2 separate regions of the Homo sapiens genome follow, and region 1 is linked to region 2. Evidence: chromatin contacts called from ENCODE Hi-C or POLR2A ChIA-PET data. All regions are on one chromosome and are shown on one strand. Each heading gives the region's core, a stretch centred on a gene start or an enhancer-like site at or near the end of the contact. The rest is flanking DNA. Distances are from core to core; before and after follow the strand shown. Region 1 overlaps WNK2 (WNK lysine deficient protein kinase 2). Region 2 overlaps NINJ1 (ninjurin 1).

Region 1 (3,335 bases), core at 827-3,326, 190 kb after region 2:
GCTTCTGGTCTCTCTGACTTTGACTCCTCTATGTACCTCATAGAGTGGAATCACACGGTATCTGTCTTTTTCCACTGGCTTATTCTACTTAGCAAAATGTCCTCCAAGGGCACCCTTGATGACATCCATGTTGTAGCATGTCCGAATTTCCTTTCCTTTGAAGGCTGAGTGATAGTTCATTTTATCTGGTACCACATCCATTCTCAGGGGAATCCTGTTACGGGATTGTCTGTCAGTTCTGTCAGTGGACGCTTGGGTGGCTTCCATCTTTTAGCTGTTATTAATCTGCTGTGAACATAGGTGTACAAGCATCCCTTCAAGACCCTGCTTTTATCCTTTTGGGTATAAACCCAGAAGTGGAATTGCTAGATCATATGGTAATTGTATGATAGTTTTTCGAGGAACTATTTTCAGTAACAGCTATACCATTTGACATTTCCACTAACAGTGCACAAAGGTTCCAGTTTTTCCACATCTGTGCCAACAGAAGATTTCCTTTCTGGGTTTTTTTGTTTGTGTGTGTGTGTGTGTGTGTGTGTGTTTTGAGACGGAGTTTTGCTCTTTTGCCCAGGCTGGAGTGCAATGACACGATCTTGGCTCACTGTAACCTCTACCCTCTAGGTTCAAGCAATTCTCCTGCCTCCCGAGTAGCTGGGATTACAGGCGTCTGCCACCACGGCCAGCTAATTTTTGTATTTTTAGTAGAGACGGGGTTTCACCATGTTGGTCAGGCTGATCTCGAACTCCTGACCTCAAGTGATCCACCCGCCTCGGCCTCCCAAAGTGCTGGGATTACAGGCGTGAGCCACCGTGCGCCACCGCGTTCAGCCATCCTTTCTGGTTTTTGATGGTAGCCATCCTCTCAGGTGTGAAGTGGTATCCTGTGGTTTTGCTTTACATTTTCCTAATTGAGTAGTGATATTGAGCGGCTTTTCATGTGCTTATTGGCTGTTTCTATGTCTTCCTTGAAGAAGTATTTATTGAAGTCTTCTGCCAATGTTTGAATCAGCTCGTTTTTTTCATTGTTGAGTTTTAGGAATTTTCTGCATAATCCAGATATTAATCCCTTATCAGATATATGATCTGTTGATAGTGCCTTTGGATGCACGAAAGTTTTAAAATTTGTCTTGTTTTTCATTTGTTGCCTGTGCCTTTAGTGAAATACCCAAGAAATCACTGCCAAATCCAGTGTTGTGAAACCTTTTCCTTAAGTTTCCTACTAAGAGTTTTCTGGTTTTCGCTTTCACATTTAGAACTTTGGTCCATTTAGAGTTGATTTTTTTTCTTTTTTCCTGAGATTGTGTCTCACTCTGTCGCCAGGCTGGAGTGCAGTGGCATGATCTCAGCTCACCGCAACCTCTGCCTCCCGGGTTCAAGCAATTCTCCTGCCTCAGCCTCCCAAGTAGCTGGGACTACAGGCTTGCACCACCATGCCCAGCTAATTATTTTATTTTATTTTTAGTAGAGACGAGATTTCACCATGTTGGCCAGGATGGTCTCGATCCCTTGACCTCATGATCCGCCCGCCTCGGCCTCCCAAAGTGCTGGGATAGAGTTGATTTTTGTGAGGCAAGGCAGGGCTCCACCTTCTTTTTCTGGTATGTGCATATCCAGTTTTCCCAGCAGACGTTGTTGAAAACTGCTTTCCCCTTTGAATGGTCTTGGCCCCCTTGTGGAGAGTCACTGCAGCATAAGAGTTAGCCTTCATCTCTGGGCTCTCCTCTCCTGTGACTCCCGTAATGTTTTACTCATCCACTTCATGGTGGACCACCCTCTGGCTCTGTCCACTCTGCCACTTTTTTCCTCTGCTCCTCACAGGATCATTTCCATTGTAAGTGTCTCCAGCTTGCTGATTCTTTATTCTGCCTGCTCAGATCTGCCGGTGAACCCCTCTAGTGAATTTGTAAGTGTCAGTTATTATTTTCAGCTCTTCTAGTTCCATTTGATCACCTTCATAATTCCTATCTGTTGATATCCTCATTGTGTTCCTCTGTGATTTTCCTGACTTCCTGTAGTTCTGTGTCCATGGCTTCCTTCAGTTCTTCGAGCACATTTAAGACAGTCGGTTTAAAGCCTTTGTTTACTAAGTCCAATGTCTAGGCTTCCTTGGGCATGTTTTTGTCAGTTAAATATTTTCCTTTGAATGAGTCATACCTTCCTGTTTTATTTGCTTTAGATTTTAGGTCACTAAATTTTTCTTTGTGTCTAAACTGCTGTTAAACCTATCCATTCAGTTTTTAATTTGGGTTATTGTGTTTTTCAGTTGAATTTTTTTTTAACCGTATCTCCTGTATCTTTAAAAAAAAAAAAAAGTTTCTGACTCTTTACCAAAATTCTCTATCTTGTATCTCCTTCACATAATATTTTTTAGTTTTTGTTTGCTCTTTGTCCTAGTTTTTCTTTATATTGCCTTGTCTTTTCTTGTGACTTTTTAAATATTCTGTGTAGGACATTGTAGTTGAAATTGTATTTGCAAAAAGAATTTGAGGTCTAGTAATAGGTTTCTCATTATTGTTTAATTTGCCTTAGAGCAAATTAAACAATTTTCATATTCTTATATTTTCATATTCTTATCAGCCGTCTTTTAAAAAGTGCCTGGTCAAGGATAGTGACCATTTAAAAGTTGATTTGTTTAACTTTTTATTATTGATTTGTGGGAGTTCATCATATATCTTTTGTCATATACAAGGGGGCTTCCAAAAGTTCACAGAAAAATGGAATTAAAAGATAAAAGTAAGAAATATATGGCTGGCCATGGTAGCTCACACCTGTAATCCCAGCACTTAGGGAGGCTGAGGCAGGTGGATTGATTGAGTCCAGGAGTTCAAGACCAGCCTTTGCAATATGGCAAAACCTCATCTCTACAAAAAATATAAAAATTAGCTGGGCTGCTGGGTGCAGTGGCTCACGCTTGTAATCCCAGCACTTTGGGAGGCTGAGGCGGGTGGATCACCTGAGGTCAGGAGTTCAAGACTAGCCTGGCCAACATGGTGAAACCCTGTCTCTACTAAAAGTACAAAAAAAAAAAAAAAATTAGCCCAGCATGGTGGTGGGCTTCTGTAATCCCAGCTACTCAGGAGGCTGAGGCAGGAGAATCGCTTGAACCTGGGAGGCAGAGGTTGCAGTGAGCCGAGATTGTGCCATTGCACTCCAGCCTGGGCGACAAGAGCAAAAGTCCGTCTCAAATAAAAATAAAAAAACAGCTGGGCATGGTGGTGCATACCTATAGTTACAGCTACTAAGGAGGCTGAGGTGAGAGGATCGCTTGAGCCCAGGAGGTCAAGGCTGCAGTGAGCCGAGATAGTGCCACTGCACTCCAGCCTGGCGACAGAGCA
Region 2 (3,514 bases), core at 840-3,339:
ATGAAGAGACCTGAGCAAGGGATCCCTGTAAGGGAGTGAGGGGCCGAGACTGGGCTTCGGGCTGGCACAGCGGTACCTCTTCACCTTGGAACAACCCACTGAGATCTATGCCTGCCTTCACATCTATCTTCTATCCGTCATCTATCAAGCTATCCATATGTCATCTATTTCTCATCTATCAGTCAATCTTTTCATCTTTTACTCTTTTCCATCAAATACAACAGCTTCTATCAATCATCTCTATCTAATCATCCATCTGACCATCCAGCATCTATCATCTATTATCTATCTAATCTATCTAATCATCTAATCTATCTGACCATCCATCCATCATCCGTCCGTCCGTCTGTTCATCCATCCATCCATCCACCCACGTATCTACCATCTATCAATCTATCTAATAATCTCTCTGTTATAGGAAAGAGGTTAGGAAACCCTCCCATCACACTCTGCCCAGTTGGTCATCTCCAGCTCTATGCGACTGCCCCTACCTGCCCCCGCACCTCACTGCTTCCCCAACACCAGCCCAGCTCACAGGACTTGTGCAAAGGCTTCCTTGCCCTCAAACCTTCTTCCCAGACTTCTGCATGGCCCCTCGCCATCATCCCAGGTCACCTACTGACCTCCCTGCCCATTCCTCCTGAGCTCCCTGTGTGTCCCTCCATGTCCCCCCCCACCACCCAACTTCGTGGGTGCATCTTGTTCACTTTCCAGGTCCCCCGTGAGAACAGAGCTGAATCCACGGGCAGGACTGGCTGGAGTGGATACATCAGGTCCCAGGACCCCATAGGCGCTGTCAAACCTTCCCAGAAGGTAGCTTGGCTCTGAGCAGCTCCTGGGCCTGTTTTTTGTCTGTCCCTTGGCTGCTGTGACACATGCACAGGGCCTAGCACATACAGGCAAGTGAGTGGGTTCTGCCCCAGACATTTACTGAGCACCTACTATATGCTGGACAGTGCTGAGGACACAGGCTGCAGATAGGTGATGGCATCTGGTAGGAGAGCCAGGTCAGACAAAGGATCCTTAAGTAGGAGAAGCACAGACAGGGATGCGGGTGCCAAGCCATGCCCCCAGCTCCAGCAGAGCCCCTTGGCCCTCAGGAGACCCAGCAGGCAGAACACTCATTCTCGGAGTGCCTGCCCTGGACTTGGGCTGGACTCAGACTCCAGCTCCAGGGGAGAGTCCACCTGGCCGCACTGTCTCTGGCAACATGGACAGTGACTCCATCCCAAGGCACCAGAGCATAAATTGTAATGGGGCCAAGACAGTGATCAGGGAGGGGCGGCATCAGACTGGTCAGGACGGCCTCTGGAGTAACCTTAGAGCTAAGCCCCGGCCAGCCGACGGGGGCCTGGAAGGATGCTCTTCAGGGGGCAGCAGCACAGGCTGAGGACTGAGATGGGAACCCCAGAAGTCAGGGTCAGAGCTGGTGGAGTGGTTGGTGAATAAGCCTGGGAGTTGGTGGGCAGGGAGGTTGGGGGCGGCCAGCATGGGCGTCTGAGTAGGGGAGGCCACCTGGGCATTGGGACTGCAGGGGGTCAGGGCACACACATCCAACTGGGGATGGCCCAGGGCCCAGCACAGTCATCTGGGTTCACCCCTCCGACTCGGTCCCAGTGAACTTCCTCTCCTGGCCAAAGGAGGAGCTAAGACATGTGTTGGCCAACATCCGGCTGCTGGTGTGTGAGGCCAGGCACACAGGGGGCCCTCCCTCCTGCCTGGCTGCCAGCCAGCCCACACTGCAGGCCATGGCCAAATCAGGGACCAAGCGCTGGGCGGCATGCATCTGAGTCAGCGCTGGCCACGCAACCTGCGGCCAATGCTACATTGCCTCCTGTCAGGAGCACATTTCGCACCCACCGTATACCTTCGCAGCTTCCTTTTCAACTCAGCACATCTCAGAACTCATTCCCATATCAACTACTTTTCAAACCCTCTATGGGACAAACACAAAAGTGGAGAGAGCAGTGCCACGAGCTCAGCTTCTCGGCATCCACGCGGTCCACCTACTCAGTAGTTGCTGTTGTTTTCCCCCGGGAGTGCTTTAGAGCAGAGCCCAGTTAGACCCCCTCACTCAGGAGTGCTTCTGCTTTCTGTCACTTCAGCAATGGGGCTATGCAGACCTGATGTCAGCCCAGACACAGGACTGCAGGTGGGGGCCACTCATCCATCCGAGGAACGGGAGCTGGAGCCACCCCAAGTCACGGGGCTCAGCCCAGGTGGGGACAGAAGAAAAGTGATGAGGAAGTAAGTGGGGGCCTCAGTAGTGCTGGAGGCCTTGCCCCCTCCCCTGTGCCCCTGGAAGGCTGCTTGGAGGAGGAAAGGGCAGAGGCTGGCAGGAGATGCACAGGTACCTCAGCTGGAGGGGCCAGGTCGGGGGACCCACAGCGGGGACACAGAGGCAGTGCGGGATGGAGGACGGGGCAGGCTGACCCCACTCCCACCTCAGGCCACCAGATGCTCCACATCCAGGGAGATGAGGGGCTGGGGCTGGGAGGGGCGGTGGGGAGAACAGAATGGGTAGTGGGGGGTTGGGGAAGGATGGGGGACCAAGGAGAAGAGAGTGAAACGCCAGACACTGGCGGCCCGGGAGCCAGGTTTCCACTGGGTGAGGGGTCCTGTGGGGCAGGTGGGCCCTGAGAGTCCAGGGCCTGGTCCCGGCATGGCTCCCAGCTCCCCTGTGCCCAGAGAATGTCCCCGCTGACCACAGGCATCACTGGACACCACTGCGGGGAAGCAGCAACTTCAAACTTGGTAGAGGAGAGACTCAGGGGCAGCACCTCAAGGCCTGTCCACAGGCGGGGGCAGGAAAACAGTGCTGGAAACATGTGAGGGGGAAAACGACGCCGCTCCCCACCTGACCCTGCCTGGGTCAGAGGTCACTAGGGGCTGCTGATGCCAGTGACCTCAGACTTCCACCTCTGTGCCTCCAAACCTCACCCCAGGAGATGTCAGGAGCCAAAGAGCTCCCCAAGCCAAGATTCTGGAGAAGGCGGCCCTGGCCAGAACCGTGTGCTTCTGACGCCCCTGCAGGGCAGCTGGAAAGGGGACAGGGAAGCCAAGGCCGGTCCAGCCCCGGGAACAGGGAGATGGCATGTGGAGCCTGACAAAGAGCGTGGGCTTTATTGTTCATTCATGATTAGAAAAGTGGGTGCTGGGACCCCCGTGGAGGGGGTTGGGCTCTGCCCGGTCACTGCTGGTGCAGGGTATATACAAGGTCTACGGCCCTCACAGGCCTGACTGGCTCCCTCTTGATGGCCACCAAGCCCAGGCACTTAAGACCAGAGCCAGTGGCCATCCGTAGGGCCAAAGGCAGTTCTGGCTGTGCAGGGTCCCTGGGTTAGGAAGTGGACAGAGGCTGGGGTCACCAGGGCAACCCGGACAGGGCCCACGGGAGGCAGGGACGCTGGTGCTTTGGGAGAGGGAGAGACATCTCCTTGTCCTTCTGGAATGTCCTGAGACAGAGGCTGGCCCTGGTCACTCATCCAGCCCATCCACGGACCTGCTGTGTGTC

Evidence for each region. A loop is a pair of places that touch in the nucleus more often than their neighbours do. ChIA-PET counts read pairs that join two places held with the same protein, here RNA polymerase II (POLR2A). Pooled maps may share reads with other maps.
Region 1: a loop to region 2 is called in a pooled map, with 1.9 times the contacts of the local background. The contact joins two enhancer-like sites. A Hi-C loop is called at or near these places in 12 of 168 maps with a recorded cell type or tissue (head of caudate nucleus, heart left ventricle, heart right ventricle and 6 more) and 9 of 50 pooled maps. POLR2A ChIA-PET finds 5 or more read pairs at or near these places in 6 of 52 experiments (AG04450, HepG2, PC-9 and 3 more).

Annotation. Positions count from the first base shown.
Region 1 is chr9:93,311,100-93,314,434 of GRCh38, forward strand. The region is part of intron 28 of WNK2 (WNK lysine deficient protein kinase 2); the gene reads left to right. Among named protein-coding and RNA genes, the nearest start is that of WNK2, 130 kb to the left of the region's middle. Within about 2 kb of position 2,077, at least 5 of the 41 ENCODE cell types and tissues checked have a DNase peak (open chromatin) inside an H3K27ac peak, as active enhancers do; they include PC-9 and prostate gland, where a contact is called at or near this core.
Region 2 is chr9:93,118,399-93,121,912 of GRCh38, forward strand. NINJ1 (ninjurin 1) reads right to left here. Exons shown (of 4, transcript NM_004148.4): 4 at 3,098-3,514. Among named protein-coding and RNA genes, the nearest start is that of NINJ1, 14 kb to the right of the region's middle. RefSeq lists enhancers at 985-1,801, 1,719-1,948, 1,802-2,617. Within about 2 kb of position 2,090, at least 31 of the 41 ENCODE cell types and tissues checked have a DNase peak (open chromatin) inside an H3K27ac peak, as active enhancers do; they include PC-9 and prostate gland, where a contact is called at or near this core.